2 separate regions of the Mus musculus genome follow, and region 1 is linked to region 2. Evidence: chromatin contacts called from ENCODE Hi-C or POLR2A ChIA-PET data. All regions are on one chromosome and are shown on one strand. The core of a region is the stretch at or near the end of the contact, and the rest is flanking DNA. Distances in the headings are between cores, read along the strand shown. Region 1 holds the start of Actn1 (actinin, alpha 1). Region 2 overlaps Actn1 (actinin, alpha 1).

The links. Hi-C counts contacts between places; a loop is a spot of excess contacts on that map. ChIA-PET counts read pairs that join two places held with the same protein, here RNA polymerase II (POLR2A).
Region 1: a map of heart shows a loop between it and region 2 (3-fold over the local background). The contact joins the promoter of Actn1 here to the enhancer-like site in region 2. A Hi-C loop is called at or near these places in 12 of 37 maps with a recorded cell type or tissue (Patski, T-helper 17 cell, gastrocnemius and 4 more). POLR2A ChIA-PET finds 5 or more read pairs at or near these places in 4 of 5 experiments (Patski and embryonic stem cell).

What each region holds. Positions count from the first base shown.
Region 1 is chr12:80,256,310-80,262,329 of GRCm38, forward strand. Actn1 (actinin, alpha 1) reads right to left here and starts at 4,054. Exons shown (of 21, transcript NM_134156.3): 1 at 3,678-4,054. The coding sequence starts at 3,782.
Region 2 is chr12:80,214,477-80,220,026 of GRCm38, forward strand. The region is part of intron 1 of Actn1 (actinin, alpha 1); the gene reads right to left. Among named protein-coding and RNA genes, the nearest start is that of Actn1, 43 kb to the right of the region's middle. Within about 2 kb of position 2,100, at least 1 of the 3 ENCODE cell types and tissues checked has a DNase peak (open chromatin) inside an H3K27ac peak, as active enhancers do; it is heart, where a contact is called at or near this core.

The sequences.
Region 1 (6,020 bases), core at 2,804-5,303, 44 kb after region 2:
CTGCTCGCTCTGGTCAACCCTGCTTGCTCAGGCCCAAAGATTTATTTATTATTATACATAAGTACACTGTAGCTGACTTCAGATGCATCAGATCTCATTACGGATGGTTGTGAGCCACCATGTGGCTGCTGGGATTTGAACTCAGGACCTTCAGAAGAACAGTCAGTGTTGTTACCCGCTGAGCCATCTCCCCAGCCCTGCTCAGGCTTTTCTACCTGCATCCACCGTCACCAAGGAGGCGTTCCCACCACACCATTTCAGAGGAGCAGGTAAGAAATGGGGGAAGGAGCGGGGCAGAAACGCATTAGGTTCACAGGTAAGGAAACAACAGAGAGATCTGCTCTGTCTCACTCAACGTCCCACTTCTAACACCTAGAACTCAGCCTGGCTCACAGTCAGTATTCACAGTGCATTTGCCAAACTCTAGCTAGGAAAAGCTCAGAGCTGGAGAGATGGCCCAGTCACAAAGGGGCTTTCTGCACAGGTATTAAGTATCTAAATTCAATCTCTAGCACCCACATAAGTTGGGTACAGAGGCACAGGCCTGTAAGCTTGGCACTAGGCGGGGCAGAGAGACAGGTAAATCCCTGGAGTTTGTTAGCCAGTCAGACTGAGTCAAGAGCTTCAGATTCCATGAGATAGACCTCCCCACCCCCCACACACACCCCACACATCCCACACACACCCAGTTTTCAAAAACAAAATGGAGAGTTGGCCAGGTTGGAGGCAGAGGCACACGGTGTCTCTGAGTTCAAAGCCAGCCTGTTCTATGTTGCAGAGTTCCAGACCAGCCAGGGCAGGGCATAGAATGACTCTATCTCAATAAATAATGTAGAGAGTGACTCAGGAAGACACCAAACATCAATCTCTAGCCACCACATAGGCATACCCACACATACACCACACACAGAGAGAGGAGAGAGAAGGAAGTGACTTGCCCACAGTCTCGCAAACAGCTATGCTGCACCGGGGCTAAAATCAGGCTGTCCTCTGCCTCTCATGGCTCCCACCGCACCGTGTCACCTCAATTCTCCTCTGCCTCCTCTGGCCCTGTTCACTCATAGGCGGTGGTCCCATATAACACCCACCCTACTCGGTAGGAAGAACAGCAAACCCTACGTGGTGCTGGCTTTACACCTTAAGAAATGTCCTATCATTCTGCTAAGCACTACTCAGGTGAGGAAACGTATGCTCACAGAAGGCAACTGAGAATGAACGGCCAATGGCCACAATCTTGAACCAGGTTTTCCAGTCAAAAACAGAGGGCCTTCTGCCAGGCTGCCACTATTAACCTAAGCTAATGTAGATTCCCTGATTATCCCAAAACCTACTGGCTTGGGATGCCAGACTTAGTTCTCTATCCTTCCTCCAGCTGCTTCCAGTGCGCTGTACACCCGCCCTCGGCCCAGGCTACTTCTCTCTTAACCGGCCTACTCATCCTCACATGTGTCTAGCTCACAGGGCTGCTGGGATCTCCAAGATAAAATGGGTACCATGCTGCCCACATTAGCCAACATCAGCCTACATATATTACATATGCCCGGAGATGATGACCAAATTCCCCCGGCGTCTGTTCCTACCAAGTTTGTGTTCTGGGAGGCTATCATTTTCTCTCCAACTCTATTGAATATGTTTGTCCAGCCATTCATTCTTTAATACTGAGTGAGCATATCGGCCCAAGGCTCAGTATCTTCAACAACTCCATCACTCCTGTCTCTTCCAGCACAAAGGTGGACTCCTGGAAGGGACTTCTATTCTCCATAGAAGAGCCTAAGATTTCCACCATTCTAATCCTAACCCCTTCTTAAGAAAGATTTTTTTTTAAAACTCTGGAGAAATGGCTCATCCGTTAAGAGCATCAGCTGCGCTTTCCAGGGACCCAGGTTCAATTCTCAGTACCCACGTAGCAACTCATAACTGCCTGTAACTCCAGTTCCAGAAGATCTGACACCCTCACAGGGACATACATGCTGGCAAAACATCAATGCACACTTTAAAAAAAAAAAAGTCACTTTAAGAAACTTTTTTTTTTTTGACAGAAAGAAGCAGGGGAAGGAGGGCATCTCTCGTCCTCCCTGGAAATCTCCAAACTTCTCACTCAGTTTTCTCTTCCATCAACAGTCCCAGGAAATAAATTCGAGAGTGAAGAAGGGGGAAAGACCCTCAGCCCTCAGTCCTTCCAGAAAAGGGGGGGGGGGGCTGACAGGAAGAGGGCGGTGTCTGTAAGCTACTAATACATTACAAAGAAGTCAGTTCAAAGCCAAGAGACGCTCTTAAGTTGCTGTTGCAGTAAGAGACAGGGGCAGGGCCCCAGGTTGCCTGTTTAAGGAAGCCCATTGTGGTGTGTTTTAAATTACCTCTGCTGGTCTGATGAAGTGAGCAAAAGGGCACCGTTTCAGGGCTTAGGATTCCTGAGTGAGCTAATACAGGATGCCTTTAGCTGGGGGAAAAAAAAAACCTTCAGCCGGCTCACTAAACTCCCCCCCTTTTAAGTTTAAAAAAGGGAATGAATGTTACCATTTTTGGACATGAGCATTCTCCCTCAAGCCCAGCCCTAACCGCACTATCCAGAGGGACGCGCCATCCTGTACACCCCCCCCCCCATTCCCAGATCACGAAGTGGGGGGGGGGGGACTGAACGGGAGTTGGGTGTTGGGGGGTCAGGGTACGTGGCCGCCTAAGGAACGCGCTCTCTGCTCAGGCAGGAAGCCGTGACAGGGTTAATGTCTCCCCCTCCCCAAGCAAGAGAGGTTTCTGACCTCTTCCTGCCTATAGCCATTACGCTCCGGACCCATCGCCAATTTCTCAGCTCAGACGGGGCAGCATATCCCGAACCTTGCTGATGGCGACTAGGATACAGGGCCGTGGATCCTCGGAGAACAACCCCAAATATCTCCTGAGACTGTCTCTCCACCAGGAGCCCAACTAGAGCCAAGCTACTCAAACTCGCGTTTCGCCAGCAAAAGAACCGGGCAGAACACAGATGTGAGGGTTTGCAGCCACCAGTTCACTGAGTTAGCAATAAAACCGTTCACCGTCCTGACCCCGCCCCCACAAGGCCCTGAGGAGCCCGCGAACGACCCCCGATTCTCAGCTCCAGCCGCACTCCGGAACGTCCACTTCCAGGTAGATCCCGAGGAGGTCGCCAAACCCTCCGACACCGGCTCTGCCCACTGTCTGCAGACCCAGCTCGGGGCGCAGTAGTCGGGGCAGCTTGCCCCTATGGTACAGAGCCCCAGGGGCGGCCCAGGAAGCGTGCTGCCACCGCACGCCATATGGAGGCGCCAGGAAAAAGAAGGAAGGAGAAAATCGATCCCGAGTAAGCAGCCATGGAGCCTAAGTCTCAGCCCCAGCCTCTGGAGCATCGCCCCCGCGCCTTGCCCACGGGGAGACAGTTTCGGCTGCACCGGGGTGGCCCGGACCACCCGCTCTGAGGCGATTTGCCCTCCGGCGGCGCCACCTCCCCGCGCCGCGGCGAACTGTTCGCGGGCTCCAGGGCAGGGGTGCTCCGCTCTCCCGCCCGGTGCCTGTAACTCAATACCCCACCTCGCAGTGGCCGCGATGTCCCCGCCTCCGCTCTTGCGCGCCGGGAATTGGTTTCCAACCCGGAGCCCAGGAGTGCAGCGGCCAGAGCGGATCAGGGCTCAGGGCTGTAGCGGGTGGGGGTGGCTGCTAACCTTCCTCTGCTGCTTCTCCCAGGCCGGATCCAGGAGCAGGTCCCGATCCCAGTCCTCTTCAGGCTGCATGTAGTCGTTGGTCTGCTGGGAATCATAATGGTCCATGATGGTGCGTGCGTGCTAGGAGCTGGATTTCTTCCTCCACCTTCTCTCCAGGCGACGGCGGCTGCTGCCCGGGTGTGGGGAGGGTGTCGGCAGGGCTGGGCTGGGCTGGGCTGGGCCGGGCTGGGCTGGGCTGGGCTGGCGGGGCCGGGCTCGCTCCCCTGCGCCCGCTTCCGCCGCGGCTCTGTTCGCAGAGGCTGCTGCTGCCGGCGGCGGCTGGAGCTCGCGGACTGCCTTCCTGGGGCGCGCGCTCGGACCTAATCTCCACGCACACTGCTCTCAGTGAACACTCGCGCTGCGGGAGCAGAGGCGGGCGGGGGCGGGGAGAAGGGGCAGAGCCCTCCCGAGGTTCTCCATTGGCCAGGCCGAGTTGCCCAAACTTCCCCCCAGCGCCTCTCATTGGGAATTCCTGGCATCCGTCAGGCGGGTCTCTGTGCATATAGGTGGACTGGGCGGCCCCCTCCGGGCGCGCACGCCACCGCCCACTCCCTGGGTTCCCACTCCCCCGCAGCTCATGTGACACCACCTTAAGCTGAACCGGAGTGGAGCCTGGGGACGCCTCCCAGAGCTCGGGGACCAAATGGCACTGTGCTCCGGAGCCCGAGGAGTCGCTGAGGATTGGTCCCGTTCCCTGCCGGCGGGAAGGCCCAGAACTCCGGCGCACCGGTGTTCCTGCGGTCCCACGCAAGCTACAAACCCCAGCAGGGCGCGGGGAAACCCAAGGCATATTTCGTTTTCTCTTTCTCGGGGAAACTAGGTTGGGACAAGTCGGCACCCTGGAAAGGGGTTGGGAGGGCCCACAGTAGAAAGGAATTTCCTGATTCCACCACTGCTCCCGCCCCGCCCCTCGGGACCAGGCTGATCCCTGTCCTTCTAGAGCCAGATTTGTGGCTAGCTGGCATTTCTCAGCCCACTGAGTTTCCCGCCTCGCCAAGGATCCTTGGGTACTTCTCTAGGGTTCCGTGCACTGGCCCGCTGCGGACTTCTTGTGTGGCAGCTTGGCTGTCCGGCTTCCCAGGTTCCTTGGCAGGTATTCCCCGGTGGACTAACACAGCTGAAGCTACCTTCTGGAGACTAGTTTCCTCCTTCCCCACTTTTACAGCTTCCCTACCTACACTTTGCTGAAACTAGGAAGAGCCCTAAAATGGTCTACCTGTATCATAAACCTAGCAGATGCATACACCTAATAGATGGAGAAACTGAGACTCAAAGAGCAGAGCTAGACAAGAGACTTAACCAGCATGGACTCTACAGGCCCATTTTGTGTGTAACCTTGTGCCTGACAAAACCTTATTATCCTTGGAGGAGGAAGAAACAGCGCAAGACTAACTAAACTGCTTGGTGCTAGCGGTACTCCCTGGGCTCAGTAAAGGAGGGTGGAAATGTGTTGGTCCAGCACTGTTGCATTCTGGGAAGAAGCCGCCCGGATTCCTAGTGGTCTTTTGAGGGACTCTGAGTATGAAAATCAGTAACAAGGAAACCTGCAGTTGGTTTTGCATTCTGGTGTGGACAACAGATACATCCCTCTTGTACCAGTAGGGCTTAATTTATACAGGCATCCCTTAATACTCGGGACTCATTTCAGAACCACTGCAGATACCAGAATCTGCAAGAGCTTATGCCTCACATGTATAGAACAGCACAAAATTGATTGATATGTAACCTACTTACAGCCACTGTACACTTTAAATCATTCCCAAATAGAAAAGCCATGTGACTCGGGAACTGGAGAGATGGATCAGCGTTTAAGAGCACTGACTGCTCTTTCAGAGGAAAGGACCCGGGTTCAATTCCCAGCACCCACATGGCAGCTCAGTCCTATCTGTAACTCCAGTTCCAGGGCTTCTAATACTATCACACAGATGTGCATGCAGCCAAAAAGAAAAAGGGGGGGGGGGGAAACATAAAAGGAAAAGAAATGTCATGTGACTACTCACGCTGTTGAGAAAATCCTGACAGGAAAATGAAGTCTCCAGGGTCAGCAATCCCCAGCCCTCAGGATACTTTTAATCTGTGGTTAGTTCAATCCAAGATTCTGAAATGTGAAAAGGGAGGCCAGATGTATTTGTAGGACGACTGTTTAATCCAGAGGCTAGTGTGGTCTAACAGGTTTACTTGTTAGATGTTTACTGACAGAAAGAGTTCTGAATTGGGGTAGTTGAAGCCCACAATGGTCAGATGGAAGGGGAAAAAGTACCTCTGGTTGACAGAGGACACAATGGTGGAGATGTAAACAGATCC
Region 2 (5,550 bases), core at 850-3,349:
GAGACAACCCTAAAGCACGCCTTGTAGAGAATCTGGTCTAATAGAAGCAAACATACATGCCACAGTTGACATGATAGCAACTGTGCTTACGAAGCATGCATGTGCGTGCATGCATGGGATGGACGACTCTTCTGAGCGTTTTGTCACATTTAACTCCTTGGATCTTCACAGTGGTGCTAGGAAAGGAAAGGAAAGGAAAGGAAAGGAAAGGAAAGGAAAGGAAAGGAAAGGAAAAGAAAAGAGCCAGAAACCTAGACTTCTATGTGGAACTGCTCAATCTTTAAACACTGCTACAACTGAAAATATAATGCATGCCACAAGGACCCGGTCTGCCTCCAAAAAAAAACAAAAAAACAAAAAAACAAACAAACAAAAAAAAGAATTAGCAGCCAAGAAGTCTAAATTAAGTCTCACTGGGTATCTGCTCCCACAGTGGGAAAGCATGGGACCTTTCTAAGTCTGCATGCATGTTATATACAAACACAATATGTGGTGCATTTGGTAAGCACCAAGTAATACCTGTGTCTACCACTCCTAAAGAACACTGGTGAGTGACATCAGCCATTTGAGAATCTAGTAGCAAGAGCTGTGGGCATTTCTATCAAAGGTAGAGGAGAGGGCTGACATTCTGTGAGGCAGAGAGACGACTCCTCAGCTGGAACTGATCAACAGCCCATGTGTCTCACAAAGGACATTAGATGGCTATACACATCCTGTCATGCCCTGTGAATTAAAACAACAGGTGAGCTCACTGTGCCGATTAGCTGATCAGCCTGACGCAAGGTAGGATCATCTGGCAAGAGAGAAGCTCAACTGAGGCTCTGCCTCCATCCCGTTACCCTGCAGGCAGATCTATGGGGGCCTTTTCTAAACTATTGATTGATGGGGTGGGAAGGCAGCTCACTGTGGCAGTGCCACCTCTGGGCAGGCAGCCCTTGGACATATAAAAAAAGGTAGCTGACCGTGAGCCTTAGAAAGCCAATGAGAGGCCATCTTCCTTGGCTCCTGCCCTGCTTTCCCTCACTGATGAACTGTGATCGGGACGTGGAAGCAGAATAAATCCTTTCCTCCCCAAGTTCCTCATGGTCCTGGTGCTTATCACAGCAATGGAAAGCAATTATATTTGCAAAACGAGTTCCTGCTAATTCCAGTTGTCAGAGGGTGTGCGAGGCAGTCCCCCACCCCCACCCCCCATACAACTGTGTGCAGGCTGACTGGTTACAACTCTAGAGGAAATCAGCTTGCCAATGTGAACCACAACAGGCCTGAACTATACACCCCAATTCGAAGACTCTATCCTGGGTATAAAATGCCAAATAAAGAAAAGGCCTAGGGGCTGGAGAGATGGCTTAGCGGTTAAGAGCATTGGCTGCTTGCTCTTCCAGAGGTCCTGAGTTCAATTCCCAGCACCCACATGGTGGCTCACAACCATCTGTAATGGGATCTGATGCCCTCTTCTGGTGTGTCTGAAGACAGCTACAGTGTACTCATATAAATGAAATAGATAAATAGATAAAGAGAAAGAAAGAAAGAAGAGGTGTTATGCATGAAAACTTGCTCCTTAGCCTAACTGAGGTGGAGAAAACCAGGAAGACACCAAATTGTAATAATAAGGCACATAGTTAAGTAAATCACCATATGTGCCCACATAGTAGATGATTAATATGATAGGTTCTGAAATAACGTGAGCATAAGAATGTGTAATTAACAAAGAAGTCTGAAACAAGATAGCATGCACTACTGCTTATAAACACAGGGTTAGAGCTGTGTGCAATCACACAGACATGACAAATGACTAAGACCAAATGTGTCCAAATGCAAACACACTTGGTGCTCCAGGAACTGAAGTTCCCAGGATCCTTAGCTGCTCTCCTGGCCCGACTGCCTATAAATACAGTTGGCTGGTTACACTCTCTGCCTTCTCCCACGGCAAGCCTCTTCTTTTAGACATTTATTTCCCCATCCACAATCCAGGCTGTCCACGCTCAAGTGACCTGACCAGAGAGGCTCCCAGTGACACCAGGACAGAGTAAACAATGCTCTACAGCCAAATGAGACCGGGCTAGGCAGGAACAGAACAGCAGCAGCCTACCACAGGCCTAGGTTTCACCTGCCGGCCACACCTCTCCTGGACACAGCTTTGTCTCTTGGAACCAAGGTTAGCAGTCCTGGCTCACTTCAGGGAAGCTATTGTTCCTGTCAGTCAGGAAGCATGGGCCTGCCCTGGCTCAGCTAGGCACGTGACCTCTGATAAGCTAACCTCTCTCAGCCCAGAAATCCCATCATCCATCTGGTGCTTGGACAACTCAGCTGAATAGAACACTTGGTAACAATCTTTTGTTTCTCTGTAGTTTCTTTCCAGTAAATTCCACAGAGACTGGTGGTTTAACCTCAAGGGACTCAAAACATGACCAATGTTTTGGTCTCAAGACTGCAGCTCCCTGACCCTCCTGGCCCAGCAAATAACTGTAACTAGTGTACTGGACGGGCTAAACCTTGGTGTCCAGGGAACACTGGTGGGACATGCCTCTAATCCCAGCACTCCCGAGGCTGGGGAAAGAGAATCCTCAGTTTTGAGATTAGCTTTGATGATATAGTGAGACCCTCTCTCAAGAAAATGAAAAACAAAACCAACCAAATCAAAGCTTGAAGCTGGACTCTGCCTGGAGGACCCAGGAGGCCATGGGAACCGTGGCTGGCTCTAGGGTGGAGGAAGAGAGGTTTGGAACTGGGGAGGGAGAGCTGTTTGCTTTCTGCAGAGCATCCTTTTGTTTTCTTTTGAATGTTACACCACACGCTGTCATTATCTATTTAAAAACCCATCCAAATGTAAAGAGAGTCTGGCTGAAGTGTGTAAATTACAACATTATCATAAGCTTCTGGGAAGAGACGGAAGAGACTTCCTGTTTCTCTGGGATCATTTGGTGGAAGAGAGTGTCTAGGCTATTACTGTATTACTGATGGCTTCCATGATAGAGGGAAAACTCTCTCACATTTAAACAAATGGAGGCTGGAGAGGGTGACTTAGGCTTATAACCCCACGACTAGAGACTGGAGGATCAGTGCAAGGTCTTCCTCAGTTACACAGTTAAGTTGGAGATGGCCTGGACTATATGTGATCCTGCCTCCTAAATACATGCATGCATACATACACAGAGAGAATATGACAGCCGTGCAGTGGGCACACGTCTTTGATCACAGCACACGGGAGGCAGAGGCAGGCAGATCTCTGTGAATTCAAGGCCAGCATGACTAGGGGTACCAGGATATCCAGGGTTACATAGAGAAACCCTGACTCAAAATAAAACAAAAAGCCTACGTATGAGAGAGACAGAAAGCTCTAAAAACATTCCCTTAATAAGTAAGAGGTGAAACCCTTTAAGAAAAGGCAGAACTAGACACAGGGACAGAGGACAATCTGGCATCTGGAACACATTTCCCCCACAGCTAAGTCTACAATGATTAATTGTGGGGAGAGTCAAAGGATAGCCCCTTAGCCACATGGTCCCAGAACCCCCAAAGGAGAAATTAAGCCTCTTGAGGTTGGTCTGGGACTTCCTATACAAACTGGCTCCTCTCCTGGGATCTTCCTTCCCAGGAGCAGAGCCAGCAGGTCCAGGCAAAACCAACAAACAAACGAACCCTCACTGGACACTATAGTCTTTCAATTCCACCAGCAAGCACCATGCTAGTTGAGATGCCATGGATACTGGACAGAGCCAGACCCCAGCTGTGGCCAGAGTTCCTGGTGTGCTTGGGTTTAAGTTCCCTGCTCCACCTGCCAGCTGACATGGGGATGGTCACTCCCCAGAGTCCCTCAGAGTCCACCCACATGCGGCCAGTTTGGCCAGGGCACGTGTTCTAGGTAGTTTTTCTAAGCAGAGACCTGTCCAGAGAGATCTCAGATGCCTGGTGTGCTGGTAATGTCAACAGGAGTGTCTGGTTAGCTTATTAAGGGCGGTCTGCCAGCCTTTCAAAGCAACTGGTTCACCCACAGATAAAAGGCAGAGCTCCACACAACAGCTCCACCCAGATCTGTTTACTTTCCACCCACCTGCAAGCTGCTGTGAAAGAGTCCTCAACCACTGGTTGCTCTCTTCTGCCCTCTAAGTCACCCAGCCCACCACCCCACATCCCTGCATGAGTGCTGGGGTCAAGGAAACTCAGAGTACAGACGGCCAAACAGGCTAAGCTTTAGGACTAAACCTAACCTCTCACTAGCCTTGACTCTATGGGCAATGAACTCAGCCTGAGATCCTCACAGGTAAAATGGGGCTAACTAGACCCATAGTCAGTATTCTGTCCACAGCAGACTGATAGATGCTTAAAAATGCCAACCCAGCTGGTCCGAGTAACCTTATTTAATCCACCTGGGCCTCAATTGCCTGGCCGGACAAAGGGGATAAATAATGTCATTACTTAACGGCTTTTAAGATTAAGACAATGCATGCTAACCAGCCAGCACAGTGCCCTGGTCATAGCAGGAAACCAATAAATGTCCCTTGTCACTTCCTCTCCCCTTTCTATTTAATCAGAGTTAATCATTCACAGAGAACCCAAGTATTGACAATCAAGGGGCCCTGTTTTCTCCCATTGATGAGGAAACACACATCAGCTTCTAGCAGAACTCTTCTAGAGCTGTGTTTTCTAGTTTGTATCTGTCTAGAGCCCATTTAAGTAGACACAGTGCCAGAGACCAGGAGAAGGGATCACCCAGGTCAAAAGGGCTGCTGGATCCCTGCTTGGAAAGGGCTCACCATGAGAACCTGGCATGGTCTTCCTTGCCCCGCACAAGGAAGAATTCATAACATAAGATTGAGCCTGCACAGCAGGAGAATTCATGACACTGGGACACATAATCCCAATAAAGACACACAGTCTGTCCCTTTAGCTCCTGCTTAGAGTCAACTGCACCTACCAATCTGCCAGTGTCATATCCCCATCCCTGCCCTGCTCCTAAAGACAGAAGAGTCCACAGCAAATGCCCAGCAACTGCAAGCTCTGCCCACCACCGGCTTTATAGTACCAGACTTGCCTGGTCTCTCTGAGTCTTGGTTCCAGCACAAGTGAAAGAAAAAAAAATCCTTATTCCATGGGACTGCTGTGAGCAGTCACAAAGGGTTCATTCCATGGTGTGTGTGTGTGTGTGTGTGTGTGTGTGTGTGTGTACGTTCCACCCCCTTCCACACAGTCAGAAAGTACATTGGTAAAGCTAGGCAAAGGGCCTAGCACTTGGAAGCCTGAGGTAGGAAGATTAAGAGATGGAGGCCAACCTCTGAGCTACAGAGCAAGACCCTGTCTCAAAAACAAACAAGTATGGCTGGCTACGGTGGCACATACTGGGAAGGAAGAGGCAGGCAAGATTTCTGTGAGCTTGAGGCCAGCCTGGTCTACTTAGTGTGTTCCAGGCTAGCCAGGGATACATAATGAGACCCTGGCTCCAAAATTAATTAACTAATTAAACAGTGGTTGCTTAGAGCTGGTGGTAATAGCCAAGGAGTATGAAATATATTTTTACATGTTCTCAAATTGGTTGCATTCACTTTAAAA